Regions from separate parts of the Homo sapiens genome. Here all the other regions are linked to region 5. The links are chromatin loops, found by intact Hi-C in ENCODE. Cell type or tissue: mammary epithelial cell. All regions are shown on one strand. Region 1 overlaps EXOC4 (exocyst complex component 4). Region 2 overlaps EXOC4 (exocyst complex component 4). Region 3 overlaps EXOC4 (exocyst complex component 4). Region 4 overlaps LINC03060 (long intergenic non-protein coding RNA 3060). Region 5 overlaps EXOC4 (exocyst complex component 4).

What was found. Hi-C counts contacts between places; a loop is a spot of excess contacts. Peaks named below come from ENCODE experiments on the same cell type or tissue, not always from the same donor. Only the 100,000 strongest peaks of a DNase experiment are listed, where the experiment ranks them.
Region 1: it touches region 5 in a loop (9-fold over the local background); 4 of 110 quality-filtered maps call a loop at or near these places.
Region 2: it touches region 5 in a loop (12-fold over the local background); 3 of 110 quality-filtered maps call a loop at or near these places.
Region 3: it touches region 5 in a loop (5-fold over the local background); 2 of 110 quality-filtered maps call a loop at or near these places.
Region 4: it touches region 5 in a loop (12-fold over the local background); 6 of 110 quality-filtered maps call a loop at or near these places.

What each region holds. Positions count from the first base shown.
Region 1 is chr7:133,630,682-133,635,681 of GRCh38, reverse strand. All of the region lies in intron 10 of EXOC4 (exocyst complex component 4), which reads right to left. Among named protein-coding and RNA genes, the nearest start is that of MIR6133, 340 kb to the right of the region's middle. In mammary epithelial cell, no CTCF peak of the experiment used is centred here; a DNase peak (open chromatin) is centred at 2,421; H3K27ac peaks cover 1,794 bases.
Region 2 is chr7:133,703,295-133,708,294 of GRCh38, reverse strand. The region is part of intron 10 of EXOC4 (exocyst complex component 4); the gene reads right to left. Among named protein-coding and RNA genes, the nearest start is that of MIR6133, 410 kb to the right of the region's middle. In mammary epithelial cell, no CTCF peak of the experiment used is centred here; DNase peaks (open chromatin) are centred at 2,544 and 4,634; H3K27ac peaks cover 2,548 bases.
Region 3 is chr7:133,911,454-133,916,453 of GRCh38, reverse strand. All of the region lies in intron 12 of EXOC4 (exocyst complex component 4), which reads right to left. Among named protein-coding and RNA genes, the nearest start is that of LRGUK, 210 kb to the left of the region's middle. In mammary epithelial cell, no CTCF peak of the experiment used is centred here; a DNase peak (open chromatin) is centred at 2,973; H3K27ac peaks cover 2,083 bases.
Region 4 is chr7:134,418,565-134,423,564 of GRCh38, reverse strand. It overlaps LINC03060 (long intergenic non-protein coding RNA 3060), which reads left to right. Exons shown (of 3, transcript NR_183392.1): 2 at 4,591-5,000. Among named protein-coding and RNA genes, the nearest start is that of LINC03060, 11 kb to the left of the region's middle. In mammary epithelial cell, a CTCF peak has its summit at 2,845; a DNase peak (open chromatin) is centred at 2,854.
Region 5 is chr7:133,852,091-133,857,090 of GRCh38, reverse strand. All of the region lies in intron 11 of EXOC4 (exocyst complex component 4), which reads right to left. Among named protein-coding and RNA genes, the nearest start is that of LRGUK, 270 kb to the left of the region's middle. In mammary epithelial cell, CTCF peaks have their summits at 2,107 and 3,101; DNase peaks (open chromatin) are centred at 3,200 and 3,920; H3K27ac peaks cover 2,031 bases.

The sequences.
Region 1 (5,000 bases), 220 kb after region 5:
TCTTTGACAATTCCACCTGTTTAACTGGGACTCTGTGGTTATGAGGTGCTAAGTGCACCTGTCAAAGGCATGACTTTGTTTCAATTTAGCAATGCTCCTACCAATATACCTTATTGGTCCAGGAAGAAAAAAAGGCATTAGAGTATTTTCTGAATGATACTTCTGGTTAGGTGCAAGCATTTAGATTTTCTAAGAAATAACTTGTGTTCTCACCTGTGTTTGCTACATGAAAGAACTGTACTAACAAATCTAAGGCACAATAAATTATCTGTTTTTAGACTTGGAGAGAATAAAGAATAAGAAATGAATGAAAACACAAAGAGAAAAATAAATTCTCACTCCTTCTCCCCACAAATCCCACAAATAACAGCTACAAAGTACTTTCAAATTTCCTGAAAAGACTACATTATATATTAATTGTAACAAAAAGTGTCACTCTGATTTAAATTGTGGTTGATACTGCAATAAAATGTACTTCATTGCCAAAGGTTCCTTTATATGCAGATCATGGTTAATAACTACCATGATGTAATTATTCAAAAATAATTATTTTTGGAAAGAAACCTAAATCCATGTCAGAACTACACAAAAGAAGAGAAATAATGTCACTCAAATTCCAACATTAACATATCTTCCTTCTGTTCCCCAAAATCAAGGCCCATAACATAAATTCCATTTATAAGAATGAATTCATTCGTCTTAAAAGTCTTCTAGAGAGAGCTGAAAGACAGGAAACATGTCAATGGAAGAAAAAAAGGCATCAGTTATATCATTTTCAGAGTCTGTATTTTAGGGAAAGTATTTCAGAATCTATCCGGGCATGGCTAGAAACCTTTGTTTTAATACGGTTTTGTTCATTTAGACCCACAGGCAGAAACACTGATTAGATGACCCATTATTGGCTGAGCATAGTGGCTCACACCTGTAATCTCAGCATTTTGGGAGGCCGAGGCGGGCGGATCACCTGTTAGGAGTTCTAGACCAGCCTGGCCAACATGGCGAATCCCTGTCTCTACTAAAACATATTAGCCGGGCATGGTGGCGCATGCCTGTAACCCCAGCTATCTGGGAGGCTGAGGCACGAGAATTGCTTAAACCCAGGAGGCAGAGTTTGCAGTGAGCCGAGATTGCACCATTGCACTCCAGCCTGGGCGACAGAGTGAGACTCCGTCTATTTAAAAAACAAAAAACAAAAACAAACAAAAAAAAAACTATCATTAAAAACATTCATTAAAGGTTTAATTACAGACAATGTCTTGGTAGGCTAAGAGTAAAGCAAGGAAGATAATACTAAAGCCCATTTCTTTCCAGAAATTTACTCTCTAAGAGACATGCCTGACTGTAAAGAAAAAACAATAAGGAAAGCATTAAATAAACAAGTAAAGGGATAAGCGGAGTTAATGGGGAATGAACAAATTAGAAGTCAGTATATTTGACGCTAACATCCTGTGAGATTTCCTAGTGATGGAACTGCAGTAGCTATGAGAACAGTATAAAAATAAGTTAGCAAGATTACCAGAATTGAGGACCCGGTATAATAATTTTATGAAAGGAGAGTAAAAACGACTGCTGAGAATATATAAACCAGCATAACGGGAAACTGCTCTGTGGTATTCTTAGAAGGGTGGTTGGAATTGTCAATATAGAAACCCGCTAGGCTGCAAAGAACGCACTGCTAGCTGAATGAAAATTATGAACTGAATGATTTTAATAAATGAAGTGCATAGAACAGTCATGCAAAGTTTCAGGAAGACAGAGTACCAGTGACACCAGACATAGGGAAAAAGTAGCAAAGGAAAGTGAAGGACCTACGCACTTGAAAGGGATTCTCCCTCCACTGAAAACAAATCTGAGTTTGCCAAGAGACCACGTAAGAAAAAAAAATGATACAATGTTTAAATAGGTCCTGACTTTTGATAAAAGTCAACTTGTGATAAGTTCCTCTAGAACTTATTTTATTTTTGAGATGGAGTTTCGCTCTTGTTGCCCAGGCTTGAGTGCAGTGGCGCGATCTCAGCTCACTGCAACCTCCGCCTCCGGGTTCAAGTGATTCTCCTGCCTCAGCCTCCCAAATAGCTGGGATTACAGGCACATGCCACCATGCCTGGTTAATTTTTGTATTTTTAGTAGAGACAGGGTTTCACCATGTCGGCCAGGCTGGTCTCAAACTCCTGACCTCAGGTGATCCACCCACCTCGGCTTCCCAAGGTGTTGGGATTACAGATGTGAGCCACCGTGCCCAGCCAAACTTATTTTTTAATATGAGCTAAGTTATAAATATAGAATAATTATTGTAATCAATTAGAAAAAGAGTTTGGCAAATTGGGACAGAAAAATAATATGAGTCAGTTGATAACAAGTAGAAACACATTCAAGAGCATTAGGAGAGGGAACTGCTGAGTAACAGGAAATGTGATTTCTCAATCATGTCAAACCAGTTTTGAGAGAGGCTGAACCAATTTATATCCTCCCACAAGGTATAGGACATCCCACTGATCCATGTCCTCGCCAATATGTGGTGTTTTCAGGCTTCTTCATTTTTGCAACCCATGCAGCTACCAAGAGAGGAGCTTGCAGGTAAGGATATGGTCTTATTTTTTTCTTTCCCCAGGACATGGCATAATCAGAGTCTAGTAACAAGCATTGAGTAAAACTAAAGTGAAGGAGCCTAGTCCTGAACCAAGATTATTTGTCATGTTTTTCATTTGAAATTTGCAATCCTGTACATTTTTCCAGCTTTCATTCTTCTGCACTGCCTCTCCCATTAGGCTACACTATCTTTCAAATAACAGAATGCTAACTCATACTCACTTAAACTAGCATAGAATAAAAGCAATGACCATTCTAAAGAATAGAAAACATATCTACACAATTTTATTTACATAGTCTCATAAAAATAAGAGTAACTACATCTGAACAAGAGACCACATCTAACTTGGAGATAGGAAAATATGCATCATAAGTATTCAATAAATATTTGTTGAATATAAAAGAAAAATTTTGAATTATAATAGTACTAATAAAATACACAAGCGTGATAATGAACACTGGTTCGTTTCATTACAAAAACTAAACTTCTGAACTTTAGAAGAAATAATAAATCCAACACTCAGGAAATGCTGAAGTGTGAAAACTCAAATAAAAAAAGTAAAAATCCACTAAAAGATCTTAGTCATTTCAAGTTCCACAAGCCAATCAGGAGTTTTTGACAAGGTTGCAATTTGGGCCAAGGGCTAATTTAAACTCCATCATAGTCATCCGTTTATCAAAGAATGAACTTACCTTTCAGACCACATAATATTTTGGGGATTTCCATTAAGAGATACACAGAGAAAGAATGAATGATAAACTACATCAGGGAACAAACTTTTTCCGGTTTTAATCACTAGTAAGTTAAAATTCTGAATGAAGGTAGAAACCAAGTAAGTGAGTAAAACCACTGGGAGTATTACCAAGCCTTGAAACAACTATCTAGCAAAGCAGCATTTATAAAGACTTAACAAGTAGCTGTCAAGAACTGTAATACATTAAGTTCCACCAGAGTCTTCTACAAAAAAATGCATTTTATTAAGTGTAAAATAAGTACTAACATATATATTTACATATATGTGTGTGTATATATATTTCATTCTAACTTCACATTTAAAAAGAAAAAACTTAGAGGAAAAATCTCTTGAAAAGTGGTTACTGACAACACGGTTAATAGTTTCTAAAGGGTTTCTTTTCTACTTGGGAATAAATGTAAGCACAAGAGTTCCAACTTAGCAGCAAATTATGGCATTAAATCTAGGTTAGAAGATGCCTATCATGATTAAGGTATTTTCCAATTTCTAACAATTAGCAACATTACCTAAGTAGAAATCAATTGTAATTGAAGAAGACAGTGAAAACTAAACTAATTACCAAAGTCAAATAAAAATAATCAATGTTATTTAATCTATAATTCTGTATGTTATAATTTACTTATTATATACATATAGTACTTATCAACTAAACCTACAGAGAAATAGTTTTAATTCTCTTAACCTCTTAATAGTCTTAATTTTCTTAATCCCATGGTTCCTAAATGAATTTACCTGCTACAAATCTCTGCTACAACAGACTTCTTAAAGGCAATAAAATTTCTTTAAAAACTTTTTATTGTGTGAAAGTCAAGTTTTTGTTATTTAATTTACATATTTATGTTTTTGTATTTAAAATCAATTGAGGAAACTAATCCACTACGATTTAGAACACTGGTTAGCTATATAAGAGATTAGAATGTAATTAGTTCTAATGGTATCAATTTAGTAAGTCTCGGTTAATGAGAAGGTAGGATAATTGTAGTAATAAACTGTTTATGCTTGGAGAAAATATACATAATATTATATCTGGTCAATTCAACAGCATTTGTTTAACTGTTATTCTAAATGCCTCAAATATTATAGAAGTGATGTGAGAAAGGTAAGGTGATATTCTGAAGTACCTAACATTTAGTAAATCCAGGAGTTTCTGCTCTATTATGCGAAAATGCCACAAATATATACTCTGGTTCTTTACAGAGAAAACACACAATTGATATATTAGATATCTGGATCCCAAAAGGTGCATTTTAAAAATTGTGGTAAAAAAATACATAACATTACATTTACCATCAACCTTTTTTAAATGTACCATACAGTAGTGTTAACTATGCGCACATGGTTATGTAACAGATCTCTAGAACTTTTTTATCATAAACTGAAACGTTTTATCTACTCAACAATTGCCCCTTTTTTCCACTCTCATAAAGTACCTTTTTAAAAGTATTTAGGATTTATATTTTTTCTTTAATGGAGGCACCATGGATTCTTACTTTCCTATAATCATGTTATCACAATGAACTGAGCATTAGAATAGATTTCACTCTAGTCATATCATGTTATCATTCAATATATAAAAACATATGTTTGATGTATATGTCTTTCATTTTTTATAAATCATATTTCAGAGACCTGCCAATTCTCAAAGGATATCTCAGA
Region 2 (5,000 bases), 150 kb after region 5:
CACAAACTCAACAAGAGATTATGATAATAAATGCCTCAAATTCTTCATTTATTTTAGTTTATCAAGTCACGTATGAAGAATTCCTATTTTTCTGTATTGACCACATATTCTTCCTTTTTGTGTCTTTTTCTCCTTGTAACAAGGAGTCATATACTTCTGCTTCACCTTATACTAAGAAGTCAGTACTCCTACTTCCAACTTCTGAGTCTGAAAGTTTTTATTAGATTCTATCTTGAAGATTTCAAAAAAGCACATTATAAATAATATGAACCACAGAGCACCTTAAAAATTTCTGGTATTTTTATCATTCCATTATCTAAGTAATTGTTCACTGTCACTCATGATAACCAGAGTTTCAGAATTTCAAAATCCAGGAATTCCATTCCATCAAAAACAAAAATGAGGCCAGGCACAGTGACTCATGCCCATAATCCCAGCATTTTGGGAGGTCAGGAGTTCAAGACCAGCCTGCCCAACATGGCAAAACTCCGTCTCTACTAAAAATACAAAAATTAGCCAGGCGTGGTGGCGTGCGCCTGTAGTCCCAGCTACTCAGGAGGCTGAGGCAAGAGAATTGCTTGAACCCAGGAGGTGGAAGTTGCAGTGAGCTGAGATTGTATCACTGCACTCCAACCTGGGCGATGGAGTGAGGCTCCATCTCAAAAAAAATAAATAAATAAATAAAAAATAAAGGGCAAATATTGTTCAGAAATAAGCACCTGGGAGGTGAGCAAAAATTGGGCAGATTCCTAAAATCTACACTAAAATAGAAAACTTAATTAATTGGTATTTCATTTTTAACTTTTTCTTTGTTTCTCTTTAACAATGACTTTTTTGAGTAGACTCTTGTGGAGGGAAAAAAAAAAACCAACAATGGCTTTTCTATCATCTTTTATTTTCTTTTGATATGTCAATAAAAAGCCTCACTCTGTCACCCAGGCTGGAGTGCAGTGGCATGATCTCGGCTCACTGCAACCTCCACCTCCTGGGTTCCAGTGATCTTGTGCCTCAGCCTCCAGAGTAGCTGGGATTATAGACATGCACCACCACATTTTCTGTCATTTTCTTGGCTAATCATGGATCTATGTTAAATTCTATACTTTTACCAGTAAATGCTTCAATACAGATCCTTCAAAGCACCTCAACAATTAATTATGTCCTAAATTAGTGTCTTAGCTTCAATTTTATATTGGTTTTCTTAAAGAAGAACAGGCAAAAAAAAAAAAGGCCACTTAATGTGTACACACACATGTCTTACAAGAGCTCTGGTTTACTGGGATAGAGACAGTGAAAGCTTGAGGTTATAAATGCTATGGTCTGAATGTCTGTGTTTCCCCAAATTCACAGGCTGAAGCCCTAATCCCCAGTGTGACAGTATTAGGATGTGGGGCCTTTGGGAGGTGCTTAGATTCAGATGGGGTCATAAGGGTGGGATCTCATGATGGGATTAGTGCCCTTAAGCAAAGAAGAAGAGAGACAGGTACTCTTCCCTCTCCACCTTTTCCCCTTGCTCCACTCATAAGCCATGCAGGGATATTAAGCACTTCAAATGTGGCTAGTCCAAATGGAGGTGTGCTCTAAGTATAAAACACACACTGGGTTTCTAAGACCTGATATGAAAAAAAGAATGTAAAATATCTCGTTAAAAATGTTTATATTGATTACAGATTGAAGAGATAGTATTTTGGATGTACTGGGTGCAATAAAATGTATTATTAAAATGTATTTCATCTATTTCTTTACACTTTTTAAATGTGGCTCATATTATTTCTGTTGGAAATAAAATTACATTTGTGGCTTGCACTATATTTCTCCTATCAGAGAGGGCTCTTAGTCAACCAAAAGCCATGTCTAATGATGACTTGTGAGTTTCCATGTATGTGTGTATAAATGTAAATATAAGTACAAATACTAATATGTTTGTGCACATCTCCTTTGCTGTATCCTTTTGTAATTGATAAGCCTATTTTGTAAATTCTTATAAAGTAAAATCATAGTAGTATGCTGGAAATTACTTATCTGGATATTTTTAGTACAATAATTTAATTATATTGAGGCTAATGGAACTAATAAAAGGATTCATACACAATTTTTCACACACACAGATACAGAATTGCACTTACACATACACATGGTGGTCATCAAAATGACATTAATTCAAACTCGCTGGGAGGGAAGTTTATACACAACCTGACAGAAAAGGCAGGTGGATACTATACTTTTTTTAAAAATTAAGAGAGATTATTTCTAAAGTTATAACTGCACTGGAACTGCTAGTTAAATGCTGTCTGCTTCTAGTAGAAACGAAGTTTAATAAACAAATTAAAATACAGTAATTCCTCCTTATCTACAGTTTTGCTTTCTGTGGCTTCAGTTATCTGCAGTCAATTGTGTTCCAAAAATATAAAACGAAAAATTTCAGAAATAAACAACTCATGCATTTTAAATTGCACACCATTCTGAGTAGTGTGATGACATCTCATGCTGTCCCACTCTGTCTCATCCAGGATATGAATCATTCCTTTGTCTAGTGTATCCGTGCGTTTTACGCTACCTGTCCATTAGTCACTTCGTAGCCATCTCGATTATGAAGTCAACTCTCAGACGGGTATTGCAGTGCTTCTGTTCAAGTAACCCTTATTTTACTTAATAATGGCCCCAGAGTCCAAAAGTAGTGATGCTGGCAATTTGGATATACCAAAAATAAGCCATAAAATGCTTTCTTAATATTTAATATTTTTGGACCACAATTGACTATGGGTAACTGAAGTCACAGATAGCAAAATTGTGGATAAGGAGGAACTACTATATTTTTATTTGTTTAGTAACTATAGTTTCTACTAGAAGCAGACAGAATTTAACTAGCAGTTCCAGTACATTTATAATTTTAGAAATAATCTCTCTTAATTATTCTTCTTCTTATTTTTTGAGATGGAGTCTTCCTCTGACACTGAGGCTGGAGTGCAGCAGCATGATCTCAGCTCGCTGCAACCTCTGTCTCCCAGGTTCAAGTGATTCTCCTGCCTTAGACTCCTGAATTGCTGGGATTACAGGCACACACCACCACACCTGGCTAATTTTTGTATTTTTAGTAAGAGATGGAGTTTCACCATGTTGGCCAGGCTGGTCTTGAGAACTCCTGACCTCAAGTGATCCACTGGCCTCAGCCTCCCAAAGTGCTTGGACTACAGGCATGAGCCACCGTGCCTGCCTCTCTCTTAATTTTTAAAAAGTATAGTATCTACCCGGCTTTTCTGCTAAGTGAAAAGGTAAAAGTTCTTAACTTACGGAAAGAAAATAAAATCATATGCTGAGGTTACTAAGATCTAAGGTAAGAACAAATCTGTGAAATTATTAACAGCATATTGTTATAATTGTTCAACATGTTGAGCAACCCTAATCCAAAAGTCTGAAATCTGAAATGCTCCAAAATCTGAAACATTCTGAGCATCACCTGATGCCACAAGTGGAAAATTCCACACATGACCTCACATGACAAGTCACAGTTCAACTTCAGGTGTACAACACAGTTTATTCAGCACTCCCAAGGAACAAATTACCCTCCCAGGACAGATTTTTTTCTTCCCTTCAGCTGCAATGTATCTTTTCCACACACACCCGGATCCCTCCCATAAAAGCACACTCACAAAGTGTAATACAATGCCACATGTACAGGCCAGATGCAGCAAGGACAGGTTCCCCAGGATGGGGCTAAGACCTACGTGCATTACTCACTGTATTTTTGTGCTTATTCTCTGCTCTGTGGTGAAAGATATTGTTGAAAATGTCAAGAAGGCTATGAATAACAGTGATAGGAAAAAGGGAAAGCATTTATGTTTCTCTATAGCACTGAAAGTCAGGCTGTTGGAGAAACTGAATAGCAGTGTAAGTATGGAACATGTCACAGAAGACTACGGTGTTACAATGACCACCATATATGACCTGAAGAACAAGGATAAACTGTTGAAGTTCCATGCTGAAAGTGATAAACAAAGTTAACGAAAAATACAAAAACACTGCATAAAGCTAAAAATAAAGATCTTAGGGATGGCCATGGTGGCTCACACCTGTAATTCCAGCACTTTGGGAGAAGACGGGAGGATCACCTAATTGCAGGAGGTCAAGACCAGCCTGGGCAACATGGCAAGTTCTCGTCACTATTTAAAAATTAATTTATTCCTTTTAAAATCTTAGGTGTTGAAAGAGTGGATTGATCAGTGTCACAGTGAACACATGCCTCTTAATGGTATTGCTGATGATGAAACAAGCAAAGCTCTATCAAGATGAACTGAAAATTGAAGGGAACTGTAAATATTCAACAGGCTACTTATAGAAACTTAAACATGGAATTCAATTTGTTTTAAAGATTTATACAGTGAGAAAGCATCTGCTGACCATGAAGGAGCAGAGCAATTCACTGATGAATTTGCCAAGGTCATCGCTGATGGAAATCTGATGCCAGAACAAGTCTATAATGCTGTTAAAACATCACTGTTTTGGTGTATGGTCCCAGAACGACACTGGCCACAGCTGATGAGACAGCTCCTACAGGAATTAAGGATGCCAAAGACAGAACAGCTGTGTTGGGATGTTCTAATGCAGTAGGCATGCATAAGCGTAATTTGTTATGATAGGAAAAGGCTATGATCTCACAGTTTTCAAGGAGTGATTTTCTTACTAGTCTATTATTATATGAACAAAAAGGCATTTATCACCAGGGATATCTCTTCTGATCGGTTTCACAAACATTTTGTACCAGTGACTTGTGCTCACTGAAAGGAAGCTGGCCGGGATGACAAATGCACAACTTTATTATTCCTTGACCACTGTTCTGCTCATCCTCCAGCAGAAATTCTCATCAAAAATCATGTTCATGCCACATATACTCCCCCTAAATGTGAATTTATTAATTCATCCATGTGACGAAGGTATCCTTACATCAATGTAGAGTGAATATAAAAATGTATTCTTGAACAACATGCTAGCAGCAACGTAGCAAT
Region 3 (5,000 bases), 59 kb before region 5:
ACAAAACAAAAACAAAAAGTTGAAGCCTACAAACCTTGATTCATGACAGACTGACTTAAGGTAACATAGTTTCATGTTGTAGGGCAGGGGTCCCCAACCCCTGGGCCACGGACTGGTCCTGGTCCATGGCCTGTTAGGAACTGGGCGGCACAGCAGGAGGTGAGCAGCGGGCCAGTGAGCGTTACTACCTGAGCTCTACCTCCTGCCAGATCAGCGGTAGCATTAGAGTCTCACAGGAGCGCAAATTCTATTGTGAACCGCGCATGCGAGGGATCTAGATCACATGCTCCTTACGAGAAACTAACTAATGTCTTATGATCTGAGGTGGAACAGTTACATCCTGAAACCATCCCATCCCCTTTTTCTCACCCAAAACATCACCCCAGTCCCTGGTGCCAAAAAGGTTGGGGACCACTGTTGTAGGGAACAATATTACCCTGGTTCTTTTAAAATAAACTAGAATAAATAAGAGAGCTATTTATTTGCTCTCTTATTCTTCTAAAGTTTTGAGCTCAAGGCACACTTGCATGGGAAATGAGGTGAGGCAGGAGGAAAACAGATTCTAGAATTCTTCTAATTCACTATAAGCAAATGTTTTCTCATAGTAACCATGGTCAGAGACACAAAAATTGGATTACAGAAACTTCTTCCCTCCAATCTCTCATATTACTTTCTTACTACTATTTTCTATTCCCTCTTTTGTTATTTCCTTGCATCTTTTCTGTAATATTTATGGACTAATCCAACAATCTAACTTTTACAATCTTATACTTGCATTGCTAGGTGCAATCTTATAGCATGGTACCACCTCAGATAAGAGACTGTTGCAGGTGTACCCCTCAATGTTCTCTGACATTCTTTATACCTGTCTCTGATCAGGTTCATCTCCCCATTTATCTTAGTAGCTATTTCTTTAAAAAAACATTTGCCCTTTCTGTATCTCCTCATTGCTTACCGCCCATATCCTTCTTATCTGACAGAGAAGGAAGGGATCTAATTACATACTTTCAAATATTTGACCTCCTACCCCCAACAGAAATATGTTCAAATCTGCTTCATCCTCATTAATTTCCAGTAATTCCTCTAGTTAGGCTCTTGGGGATCTTTTCTCCCCGACCTATCTCCCCTTTTTCCTGTATTTTTACTCTTTCCACTATATATTCCCTAATCCTCTGTTATTTTAAAAATGAATGAATGAATGAATGAATGAATGAATGAATCTCTTCCCTGCATTCCTCTCTAACAAAGCTGCTCCCTCTCCTTCAAAGGCAATCATCAAAGGAGCAGCCTGCACTAATTGACTTCACTGTCTCACCTCTCATTCATGAAATCTCTCTCCAAGGTCTACTTTACGATTTAACCCATCTACTGCTTTTTGAAAAATTTGCAGTTATTATATTTTTCATTTCTAGATTTTCTATTTGCCTCTTTTACAAATCTACTGGCTTTTCCCTTCCAAACTGTCCTGCTCTTGTATCATGGAATCTGTTCTTTTCTTTATCTCCTTGAATGTTTTAGAAATCCACAATTTTTAAGTTCCTTCTATGAAGTGGCTTTATATTCTTTGGTAGTTCTTGTAGATGTCAAGTGTCCTGTTTGTTGCATTTGCCTTCTTTTCTCATGATGGTGTATTTCCTCATGTGGTCTGCTACTTTGTTCTGGAAGCTCTACTTCAATGGAACTTATCCTCTGTAGGAATCTTGCATTTGCCCAGAATTTTCAAGATATCACTGTTACGTAGTCTGCATTTGCCTCTTCTGGGTCCTATGAGTTACACTGGTTCCAAATAGGTTTGTAATTTTTTTTTCCTTTTTTTTTATTTTTTATTTTTGGCTTAAGGCTTTTTCTCCCTACGCAGGTAGTACAAATTGAGTTCTTACTTGCACATATCACATGAGGTGTGGGATTCTGATTTCTTTTAGGGGCTACTTTTCTACTCCAGGTTGGGTAGCTCCTTCTTAAGTCCCAAGTTTTCTTGGTTCCATTCATGAATGAACTAAGAAATATGAATGAAACAGTTCTTTGCATAACTTCTGCACAGATAAAGCTCCCTCCCTGCCTGGAAGATGTCAAGATGCTAGCCTCTATTTGACCTCTATATGTGGTCCTGAAACCTCTGTAGCCCACTCAACTTCCACATTTGTCTGTTTCTGGCTTTTAATTCCTCTTTCATTCATGGCATCTGGAGAATTCTCTTTCATCCTTTTGAGTTTGGTTACATATTTAAAATATTTTTAAAGTTATAATTTTTTTATCCAGAATTTCTACAAGTTAGAAACAAGAAAAGGGCTTTTTAAATCTATTCGCACCAAACTTCTGACAGGAAATCAAAATCCAGTCTTAAATCAACTGCAGTCAGGGTTCTAGAACCATTACTCCACTGAAATTGCTCCACCAACCCAAGAGCACTTTTTATTTTATTCTTCGCACTCTTTGACTATTCTAAAGCATCCAACACTTTTGATTACTCTCTTCTTGAAATACTATTCTTTTGCTTTCCGCATCACGTTCTTTACCTACCATCCTAACCTTTCTTAGCCAAACTGATGGCTCTTTTTCTCCATCCATACTTTAAATGCTGTGTTCCACAGAATTCTGCATTGCTGACTTGGGCAGTCTCATCTTCTTGCACAGCTTGAACCATCTATATTCTGATGACTCTGAAATTATTATCTCTAGGGCAGCCCTCTCTTCTAAGTTTCCAGTCTGCATATCCAAAGGCTTACTGTAGAACTCTACTTGAAAGTTCCATCTGCATTTCAAGTTAAAATGAGTCAAGAGGAACTCAATTTACTAACTACTTCTCTCTCTCTCTCTCTACCACTGAGCATCTAATGTTCCCTATTCAAGCCATCCTGTTATTCAACTCAGGAATGCAGAGTCATCCTAATTACCCAGTCACCACATCCTGCCAATTCTATCTCCTTAATATCTTAATAAATCTGTCATTTCCTGTCCAGGTTCACTGCTATTAACCTATATTTAAACCCTCATCTTTTTTCACCTGGACTTGGCAATAACCTTGTAACTGGGCTTCTCGCCTGCAGCTACAAGACCATCAGTTGAACTCACCACATCAGTCAGATGAGTCATTTTTCTAAACTACACATCCAATCATGTTATAACCCTTCCTACAAGTCTTCAGTGACTTCTAATTCCAGGTAAGACCAAGGCTAGACTTAGCAAGGCATGAACATCTATCTTTTCAGCTTTATCTCCTGCTATTCCTTTTCTCCTTTGTGTCTGTTCACGATTCCTAGCCAATCTCTTGCCCATGCTGGTTGAACACACTACCCATGATGAGTATTCCAAAGTTTTCCAAATGGGATCTATTATTTCCTGTTTCTGTGTGTCATCTCAGCCTAGAAAGCCTTTTTCTCATCCTCCTTGTTTGCCTCTACTTGTCAAGCATTGCCCCAGCTCCTCCCTTGGTACATCTGAGTCCTCTTTTTTTGTGCCTCATCACCCCTATACCAGAGGTTTTCAACCTTGACTAAAGATTAGAATCACTTGGGCAAGCTATTTTAAAAACCAGATGCCCAAGCCATACCCAAGACCAAGTAAATCACAATCTCTGGGCTGCGGGACCCAAGCAACAGAAATTTTTGGAGTTTCCCATGTGATTTAAATGTGCACTCAAGGGCCACAACCTTTGCGTTTGCCAACGTCTATTTTAACTGGTCCTACTACACTTTTTTGCAAGCTGGAATCCCATATTGGATGATGAGTTCTATGAGGACAGAGTCGATTTCTTCTTAGTTTTTCTGTCCCTAGTGCCTACCACAATACCTGGTATTTAGAAGGCATATAAGAACTGAAGTAGAGATAAAAAGAAGCCCTCTTCAATTTCAAAAGTCTAGATAACTTATTACACTAAAAGCATCTTAATGGTTTCCGTTTTATTCTCTGCTCTAAACAACTTTGATGAGCTGTCAAGTCATTTGGTATTTAACCAAATCAAAGATCACTCTGTGCCATGCCCTTCACCATGCCTCTCTGGATTCAATACAAATCAGGTAATGAATACAGGTGTGTCCCTCTTTGAAAAACCCCAATGTAAAATAGTCCTGACTCATAAAACAAATGAACCAAAGAGCGATTATTGACAAGCCTTTCCCTTCTACGCTACTTATTCCTAGGTGGCCTATTATTGGAAAGTCTCCTCAAAAACTCACTTTCTCTGTGAAGAATTTGTTGACTATGTCAGCCTACAATGATCTCTCCCTTTGGAAACAAAACAAACAAAACCCCTCCTTTTGCACTTATCCATAACTTCCCAATTAGCACTCTGTCTAATACAATGGGGTGGGCAAACCATGACCTGTGGGCCAAACCTACCCATCAGCTGTCTTTGTATGTCCTGTAAGCTAACAATGGTGTTGACATTTTAAAATGGTTTTTAAAAAACTAAAAGAACAATATTTTGTGACATGTGGAAATTATACAAAATTTCAATTTCACCATTCATATCTAGAAAGAATCTTGGCTGTGGGAGATTTCACCATTCATATCTAGAAAGAATCTTGGCTGTGGGAGATTTCACCACTCATATCTAGAAAGAATCTTGGCTGTGTGGTTCAATTCCTCTTAGACCCACACTATAGGTCAAATTCTGTTCCACAGAGTGAGAAGCCCAAGCCCAACTCATTTTGTCAGCATCTACGTCTTTGAGCGCATCCATGCTGGCCCATATCTGCCCTCAGGTTCAGGAAATAGTTGGATCTGTAGGTGTGAGATGGTACCGTACATTTTGAAGGGCTAGAATTTTCCATTTTAGCATTAGCTGAAATAAAAAAATTAGGTTAGGTTGGATGACATTAAAGGTACCCACATTATTTACTTACATATTTTTAAAGGACTGGATTAATTCAGTAATTCAAGATTACATTATCTCTAATATGCATCGATCCCATTTTATTAAAAAATAGTCATCCAAATGAATGAAAAGGCTACTAACATACTGCCCTCAACAATAAATATGTTAGTACATTTGGAATGAA
Region 4 (5,000 bases), 570 kb before region 5:
GTTGTTGTTGTTGTTTTTTGTGAGATGGAGTCTCACTCTGTCACCCAGCTGGAGTGCAGTGGTACAATCTCGGCTCGCTGCAATCTCCACCTCCCGGGTTCAAGTGATTCTCCTTCCTCAGTCTCCTGAGTAGCTGGAATTACAGGCGCCCACCACCACACCCAGCTAATTTTTGTATTTTTAGTAGAGACACGGTTTCACCATGTTGGCCAGGCTGGTCTTGAACTCCTGACCTCGTGATCTGCCTGCCTCAGCCTCCCAAAGTGCTGGGATTACAGGCAAGAGCCACTGCACCCAGCCTTCTCGGAGTAATTTGGATAGCAGCACCAAAAAAGGCTGTGTTTAAGCCCTCAGGGAGGTGGCCATTCAGACCTCCATCTCCAATGCCCCACCCTTAGACTTGATCTCATGGAAGGTCTGGGGCTGGATTTCATCTGCATCCCAGGAGGGGCAAGAGGACCACGGAGGAAGGGTCTCTGGGGGTGGGGACGCTACTCAGATCTGAGATAAGAGAAAGGGTCCCACCAACTCTTCCCCCCAACCTCGGTCTCTGCTGTCATCACCATGGAAATGTACACTCTGGTGGAATAGATTTTTTTTTTCCTAAGACCTTTGTACTTAGATTCCAACCCTGCCCCAGGGTTTCTGAGGAAAAGTTCCTTTTGGAAAATTCCCACCCAGCCCCAGCTGACTAAAAGGGAGGAAGGATTTTTCCACAGGGTGCTCTGGGTTGGTGTGGGATTTAGAGCCCCCGGCAGCCACTTGTCTGAAGGAACAAGGAGCTGGGCTAGACAGAAAGGGAGTCCCAGGCAGGCTGGAGCTGAGGTCACCCGGGAGGGCAGGAGCTGAGGTCACCCAGGAGGGCAGGAGCTGAGGTCAGCCGGGTGGTGCTTCCCCTTGGACCCCACTGCCCCTCCTTGGCATGGATACGGGTGGAGTTTTCACTCTCTGACTTGCTCTTCTAGAACTCAACACTTTGGTTTCATCTGAATCCTAATTATCCAATATATTAAATCAAGTGATAAGATAAACATTTTTCCACCTCTTTCTATCCCTAAGCCTCTGGTGACTTCTTTTTTTCCCTTTTGATAAGTATTTAAATGTTTTTAAAAATTAAAATATAATTCGCCCAATTCACTAAATATGAAATTCATCATTTTAAAGTGCACAATTCAGTGATATTTAGTGTAGTCACTATTTCCTGTGACTTCCTGTCCTGGTGGCATTTCCCATGAGACAGAGAGAAAGGGGGCTGGGGCTGGAAGTTTCCCTGACATGTTCCCCGGGTATGCCAAGGCTTCGGTCCTAAAGGTCTATTCCAGCTCATTGGCACCACCACACCCCTCTCTGGAATTTCTGGGAAAATCCTGTCCATGAAACTGGAAACCAACCATTCATGGGGCAGCTGGGTTCTTAAGTAAAGTTTTCCATGTGACAGAGCCTCTCTCATCAGCGGCACTAGGCTCAAAGTTTCCCTCATAGGCCTGTGGGGGGTTAGAGATCCCTGACCCCACACTGAAGCCAAACCCTCAGGGTGATCAAACCAGGTGAGCTCCAGGTCAGGGCCCCAGAGGAGAGAGAAGAGTCCTGGGATGCTGCTAGAGCCATCACATCCTTTAGCTCAATTCCCTCCTCCTGAAGATGAGGGAATAGAGACCCAGAGACTCCAAAGATGCCCACTCCAGTGACGGCAGAACCAAGACCAGCACCCTGCCCTTCAAATCCTGGGCCATGCATTCTCTACCAGGTGACTCAGTCAACAGCAACCAGTGATTAGACACCCTCTACCCTTCATTGGGCCAGATGGGGGGCACCTGGACATGGACACACAGCCGAGAGGGTGTATTGAGGCAGCCCTGCCCAGTGGAGCCTAACATAACCGGGAGAAGGAAGAGAGCTCCAGAGAGAAACCCCTCAGTGAGGCTGGCTGCCTGGCTGGCAGCTGCCCAGATAGTCCTGTGTGTATCCCAGTCTCATATGAAGGATTCTCTTTCCCTTCACATTTCTATCTTTTTATTTACTTATTTATTTTTGAGATGAAGTCTTACTCTGTCACCCAGGCTGGAGTGCAGTGGCACAATCTAGGCTCACTGCAACCTCTGCCTCCCGGGTTCAAGCGATTCTGCTCCCTCACCCTCCTGTGTAGCTGGGATTACAGGTGCAAGCCACCATGCCCGACTATTTTTCGTATTTTTTTGTAGAGACAGGGTTTCACTATGTTGGCCAGGCTGGTCTTAAACTCCTGACCTCAGGTGATCCACCCGCCTCGACCTCTCAAAGTGCTGGAATTACAGGTGTGAGCCACCACGCCCGGCCCAACATTTCTATCTCTTTTAAACACGACTTTTCTTCCTCCTGTCCATTGCCTCCGCTCTCTTTTTTACAGAGTGGGTAAATGAGACTTCTTGCACCTCACTTACTGGCTTCTCACTTAGAACTCACCTAAGGCACCTGTTAAAAGTACAAACTCCCAGTCACCAGCCCCAGAGATTCTGATTAGGGCTGAGGTTGGCCCAGGAATCTGCACCTTTGACAAGTTCTCCAGCTGGTTCTGATGCAGGCAGTATAAGAATGGCATTTTCAAAACATTTCCTTGTGTCACCGACTAAATAATTCCATATTTATTGTTTTCCCTCTAGAGAGGATTCATAGCTGCTGCTCCATCCTCATTCTCTGGCTTGCCACCCTTCCTAGCACAGCTGTTTGATGTTTCCTTCTGGTTTAGCCGGCCCCATTAACCCTACGCTCTAATGATCCTACATCAGGTTGAGGCTCCATAACTCTAAGGATAATAATGTTAATGAAAAACCAGCAGCCAAGCTCTCACTCACAGACACACCACTTGGGGGAGTCATTGCTCCACTTTTCTTCTCTGGTCCAGTTGACTGGAGTTCTGTAGCTCCTACTTTTGTGTTGATGGTTTCGGGGGAATTTTGTTTTGATCTGCTTTTCATCCTCTGTTAGAATCTTCAGTTCAGATAGACAGTGACACAATGGGCAGCGGGTAGCCTGGGAAAGGGGGTGGGTTTCTTTCACCCTCACCACAGGCCTGAGGAACGTGAGACCCAGCGCGATCTCTCCATATCCCACATTCTTTTGGCTACAATTGCATCTCTGTACATTCACTGATCAAACACCAATAACAAAGCAGATTTGTGAGCGATTCTATCTTGGACAACTCAAGGGCACTTAGGCCTCTTCCTACAGTCAGGAAGGAAAATACTGAGCCCTGACTGCTAAGCCGTGGACAGAGTGGTTCACTTCTACAGCCAAGGGCAGGGCAGATTAAAAAATAAATGAGAAGAAGGAAAATGAAGTACTTTCTAATGAATGGACAAACATAGTCCCATTCACAGTTGAAATCAATGGGGCAAAACTAGATGACATTTGAGCAAGCCAGATTGAAGGTCCCAGAAGCCCTCATCTCCTTCAGTTTCCTGAGGACACCTCCCACCCCCTCACAGCTGCAGATCTCTGCGGTTGTTCCAGAAGCCACTGGAGGGTGTGGCTGAAGCCACGTGGGATGTACAATGTAGATGATGCCCTCCCTGTCTTCATCCTCTCTGTGTTTAATGAGGGTGCGGGCAGGATGGGGTTCCAGGTTGGTTAAGGTGAAAATAGAACTTAAAGGGCTAAATTTTGGAATTACATCAAGTCATTTGGGAACAATTAAAAGCAGGTAGGACATGGCAAGGCAGGAAGAAGCCATGTCTCAGTAAAACAATGGGAAGTGAGATGGAAAATTGTTGAATGAGAGGCCGACTCTGGCAGGGGTGGAGAAAGCCCTGATACTGGTCATCTATTTGGGTGGGCATCTATTTTCTTATTTCAGTGCCCATAGGGGTCTTTTGCCTTACTGTTCTTCCACAAGCCTCCCATACACTCAACTCAACCGGCCACTGGACCCTGCTATGGGCAGCATCTGAGACCACTGAGATCACTTCCTTTCCTGAGATCCACCCACTTTATTTGCATCTCTTTCCTCTGCTTTATGATAACCCTACTCTCAGGACACCAGATCTGCCTAAACAAGACAAAAGGGGAAAAATCCAACTAACCAACAACCCATAGGGGTGACGTGTAGCTAAGCGACTAGTTTATCTGATTTGCTTGATGCTCAACTGTGGATGTCAAAGTCATTTAACTGCAGTTCGAAAGGGGTTGTGCTGTGTGGCCTCTCCATGGCCACTCATGAGCCAGGTGTTTGCCTCCACTGTTAGCTGTTGCCCCAGTCTAGATGTGCTGGCTTCCTGTGGCCCCAGCCCCTGTGTGTGGGCATGAGGTTCACATCCCTTCATTTACACACCCACTTAGCAAATATTTACTCTATGCCTGCTCTGTGCTCAGCCACCCTCTAGGCACTGGAGGTCACAGTTGTGGGTGTGACAAGGAGGTCTTTGCTCTCATGGAGTTGATGTTCTAGTGAAGAGAGACAAGTGATAAACAAATAAACAAATAAATCAGATGGCGATGAAAGTTGGGGTGGAAGTAAAGAAATGCAAAGTGACCCAGTGTATCTGGGGGCTTAGTTTAGAGTGGGAGGGATCTTCAAGAACCATGCAAGTCTTCCCTAATTGCATCCTTTTCCAGATCAACTGCATGGGGTCCTACAGGAGAAGACCAAGAGACAGAGACAGAGACCAGGGAAAATGACCGATACCATTCCTTCTCAGGGATGCTACACACCCATGGGGCAGAGGATAAGAGGTTCCTGAAGGCATCACCCCTCTGGCCATGGCTGGTGTGCAGACAAAGCTGGAGATTTGGAGTAGCCTGTTGTCCCACTGACTCTTAGACTGCCCCAGCTAAGAAGAACCAACTCCTCCTATTACAGATGAAATAAACAAAGCTACTCAAGCTCTCTGGCATCGCCCTGACGGTCATCATGTGCTTCACATTTCCCTCCTGCCCCCCCTGATTTTCTGGAAAAGGGAGAAAGTGTGTGAAAAAAAATGGACAATAACTTCTGTTAACTTTGTAGATGTCTGGTTCCTCCATAT
Region 5 (5,000 bases):
GAGTCTCTCTCTGTTGCCCAGGCTGGAGTGCAGTGGCGTGATCTCGGCTCACTGCAACCTCTGCCTCCCGGGTTCGAGCGATTCTCCTGCCTCAGACTCCCAAGTAGCTGGGACTACAGGCATGTGCCACCAGGCCTAATTTTTTTGTATTTTTAGTAGAGACGGGGTTTCACCGTGTTAGCCAGGATGGTCTCGATCTCCTGACCTCGTGATCCGCCTGCCTTGGCCTCCCAAAGTGCTGAGCTAACACACCCGGCCTTTAGTGGAGGTAATATTTTTTAAAGTGTTCTGTTTCTCTATTGCATTTATGGCTTTAGATAAGAACCTATCAAGTAGGGCCCAAGAGGCATCAAGAAGCCTAGAGATGCAGAATGAAGCATCTGGATCTCCTATGAGCTACATTAATTGGCCACTGCCCTACCCATTCCAATTCATAGTTATTATTATAAATGTAAATGATATCTAAGAGGTACCATAGTATAAAATGTATGGAAGATGATAAAAATCACACATTTATTCATTCAACACATTTTCTCTCTCTACTACATGTTGGATACTCCACTAGGAGCTGCACACACAGTGAGAAGACAATCTCTCCATACTCAAGGAATTCAGACTTGTGAGTGAGAGAAGTAAACAGGCAATTACAAAAAATGTGACACCACAATGTTAGTAAATGGCAGTGTCAGGGATCAGGCCCAGGCAGTGTGCTCCAGGTGCTTAGGCATTTGGATGCTCTCTCACAACTCACTAAAGCATCACACATATTATTTTCCCACTTACAATGGCACCAATAACCTAAATCTATGTAGCACTGACCTTCTTTTAAACACATTACTGATTGAATTCCCATATAGGTGCTGTAGATTGGTATTACTTCCGTTTTATAGCTAAGGCTCGAGGAAGTTAGGCTTCCTGTGAAAGGCCACATAGCTAGTGAGAAGCAGGTCTGGAATCTGTTCCTGTGTCTCATTCCAAAGCCCATGCTCTTTTAATGACACAGGGCAGTTTCTTACAATTAATAAGCATGTAGGGTTTGATAAAGTACTTTTACGTGTTCCAGATCTTTTAACCTTCCTGGCAATTCTGTGAGGTAACTATCTCAAATGACAGGTAAGAAAATCAAGGCTCAGGATGGTGAGGGATAGGACCTATTTATATGGGTGACAACCTACGTACATGGTTGATAAAGCCAAAGGCTTAAAACTAGGTGCCAAAGCAGGCTTAAAATCAGCGCCTTCTCTGTAGACAGATGCAGTCTACATCTGTAGATATAACGCTTACAGATAATTATTGCAGCCATGTAATAACTGTTCACTAACTTTCTTGAGTGGGAAGGGGTATATAAGATTAACTGCTTTGACTGGCAGATGGATCGTGGGGAGCTGGCTAAGGCTTACTTTCTTATCAGTAGTTGCTTTTACCCTCCTCCCAAAGAGAAAGGTACACACTATGTTTTTCAAAATCATTGATCATTCTATTATGGTTAACAGTGCTATTACATCACTACACAGGCACTTAGGGTGGAGAAAAATGAATGTGGAGATTTGAAGGTTATAGGCTAAAATGTGAATCCCAGGGTCCTAGAATAAAAGCCACATATCTCCAAATGTGCTGATATCTTTAGAATTGAGATAATCAATTCTCCCTGCCTGATAAATGGAAGACATACAGACATGGGCGTGTGTACATCTTTTCATTTCTCGATAGAAGAAATCTGACAGGGTACCTGCTGTAATATAGAGGTACAGTTGAAATCTGCTGTGGAACTAAGTTCGTTTTCTGGTTTAGATTAGTAGATTATTCCAGGAAGGTTGGTTCAGGAGGACTGAGAGAGTATAAAGCAGCAGAGGTGCTCTACTGATTGTCTGGGGTAAGCCGTACATGAAAAACAACTGTCCACTTCTCTTTGCTGATAAAAAAAATATATATATTTATATATATATTTATATATATATATATTTATATATATATATTTATATATATTTATATATATATTTATATATATTTAGATATATTTAGATATATTTAGATATATTTAGATATATATATATTTAGATATATATATAGCCTTAGGAATAGAGAAGCCATTATAATCCAATAATCAGCTAGAGGGCAGCACTGTGTCATCTACTTGCTGCAAATGAGAAAGACATGAAGACAATATGAGAATCATAAAAAGTAGGGATGATATACTGCACAAGTCTCTAGCTGATGATCTAGATCATAAAGTGTCTTCCTTTTTTTAATTAATGCCAACAGGCAAGTTTTTTTTTTTATTGGCTTCTAGGGAATAAGGAAAAGGGATGGTGAGGAGGATACACCCAAGCAGATGAAATGGCTAAGAGGGACTATTTGAAGGTAGGGCTGGAGTGGGAGTTAGGAGGGCTCAAAAGTTTAAAGTGCCTTGGGGTCCCACACAGCCTCTCAATTTTGCTGATGGCTGTGCTTGTGTTTTAAAAATAAAATATCTGCTGAGTGGATTAAAGGAGTGAATTGAATTCCCGAGGCTCCGATTACTTTTCCCTTTGCCAGTTTTTATCAGCAACGATCAGTAAGACTGTCAGATCTGATGTAAGCTGCCTTCCTCTTGCACTCTTCTTTAGCTTCACAGCATGTGAAGCACAGGATTAAAATGTATGTGTGTGTGTGTGTGTGTGTGTGTGTGTGTGTGTGTGTGTGCTCTTTCAACAACTGAGCCCAGTTGAGAAGAATGCTAAAGAAAATTCCCTAGGAATCGGAGGACCAATAAGAGGTGGCAAGCATGTGCAAGAGAACACCATCCTTGGTCTCGAAGGTATGGCCCTCCATCAGTCCCCAGAGTCCGTCATTCCCAGCTCTACCCCAGCCTCACCCTGAGGAACAGGGAGCTGGACAGCTCGTGTCTGCAGAGGCATGTGTAAAGTGATGCTACTGATGTGTTATTATAAGGCCTCTCCCCACAGCCAAATGGGCTGGACCTTTTGACACACTCCCTCTCTCCCTGTGCACACTGATGCCCTGATGAGGCAGGTGCCTGCCAGTTCCTGGTTGAGGTTGTTTCCTCTGGGCACCACATCCACTTGGAGGTTAAACACTGCCTCCAGAGGGCAAATGGAAACAGTCAATGTTTTTGACTCACCCCGCCCCCTAGGGACTATAAACTGCTGAAACCTTGTTCGTGAATACTCTGTGCCCACAAATATGCCAGCCAAAGAATGCACCTAGAATGAGGGCACAGCACAAACAGGCTGCTCGGCTTACAGGAACCAGCAAGTTCTTCTCGGGTTTAATCTGTCCAGAAGAGGGGGGAAATGTCTCTAGAATAGGATCACTATAGAGACATTCCTCAGAGATGAATACAAACATGAGCATGGGGAAGGGCTCAATAAACACTGGCTAACTGTATCACACTGAAGCAGGACGTCTCCCCACTGGCAATGGTTGGGAATGGTTTCCCAGTTCTCAGGTGTGCCTAAGCTACTTAGATATTAGGGCAAAGAAAGATTTTCTTTCCCTATAAAATAGATAGAGGTGGCGATAGTCAAAAACTGATGAGATACTGACAATACGAATATTGAAACCAGGTGCAGTGGTGCATGCCTGTAGTCTCAGCTACTCAAGAAGTTGAGGTGGGAGGATTGCTTGAGCCTACAAGTTCAAGACCAGCCTGGGCAACATAATGAGACCCTCTCTCCATGACTCTAAAAAGTTGTGTGTGTGTGTGTGTGTGTGTGTGTGTGTGTGTGTGTGTGTGTGTGTGTGTTAAAGAGAGAGAGAGAGAGAGACAGAAAGAGAGGGAGAGAGAAAGAGAGGGCGAGGGACAGACAAACAGAAAGAAACAAAGAAAGAAACAGATGGTAACAGAGCCCAGCCAACTACATGAAGCAGGTATTCCATCTAGTGAATAAGCACATAGTTACCCTCCATGTCATGCTAAAGAATGGCATTGTTCCAAAGAAGCTGGAGACGACCTCGATTGCTTAAACCACAGTCAAAATGCACTTAACTGGTACTTCTCTACCTTAGGCTACAGCCATTTACTGGATTCTGAACATTAGGAGCAAAAAGACAGGTAATTGACTAAATCCGGCTTCCAGTAACTTACTCCATGTCAGATTCTGCCAGGCCTTCAAGGAATACTTGACAGCAGAGATGCCCGATTGTGCATTTATTTATTGTTTTGTTTTTTGTTACTCTTTGGTCCCTAGATCATTGTGAAAGTAAGCAATAAATGTGCTTTGTGTGAATTTTAAGGATGGATTTTAAGTGGCAGCAAATGTTGCTATTCCTTTCCCTTAGAAAAAAATGTTTTTTATCAAACAAGACTCTATAAGCTTTTACTTGTTCCCCAATCTCCACCCCAAGGACAGGAGTCAGGAAAATGCTATGCTTATTTTTTTAAAAGCGGGGGAAAGGATTTTAGAAACTATTGATTAAACTTCAATCATCCCTTGGGTTATGAATATTTAGACAAAGAAATGTTAACTAAGAGCCATTATACATTCACCTAGATATTATGCTAATTTTCTTTTCTTTTCCTACAGGATTAGCAGACTAAGAGACCTATATGTGTTGAATTATCTCATGGGCTATCCTTGCAGTAAAAATATGAGGAAATGAAAATTCATGTAGTCAAATATTAGCAGGTGGTTGAAAAGCTATCCTGAGAAAAGGTCGCTTAATGGATTCTTTCAACTAAAGGGATACTTGTAACAGACTATAGTCCTTAGAAATGACCTATATATGTAATCCCAGCTACTCGGGAGGCTGAGGCAGGAGAATGGCTTGAACCCGGGAGGCAGAGGTTGAGGTGAGCAGAGATTGCACCACTGCATTCCAGCCTGGGTGACAGAGCAAGACTCCGTCTCAAAAAAAAAAAAAAATGCTCTATACAATGACTTTATTGCCAACTTTGAATAAAAAATTTATTTATTAAACTTAAAACCCAAAAGCTGAGACTGCTTTAGTATTACTAACGACAAAGTCAGGATTCAACATTATTCTAATAAGGCTTGAGA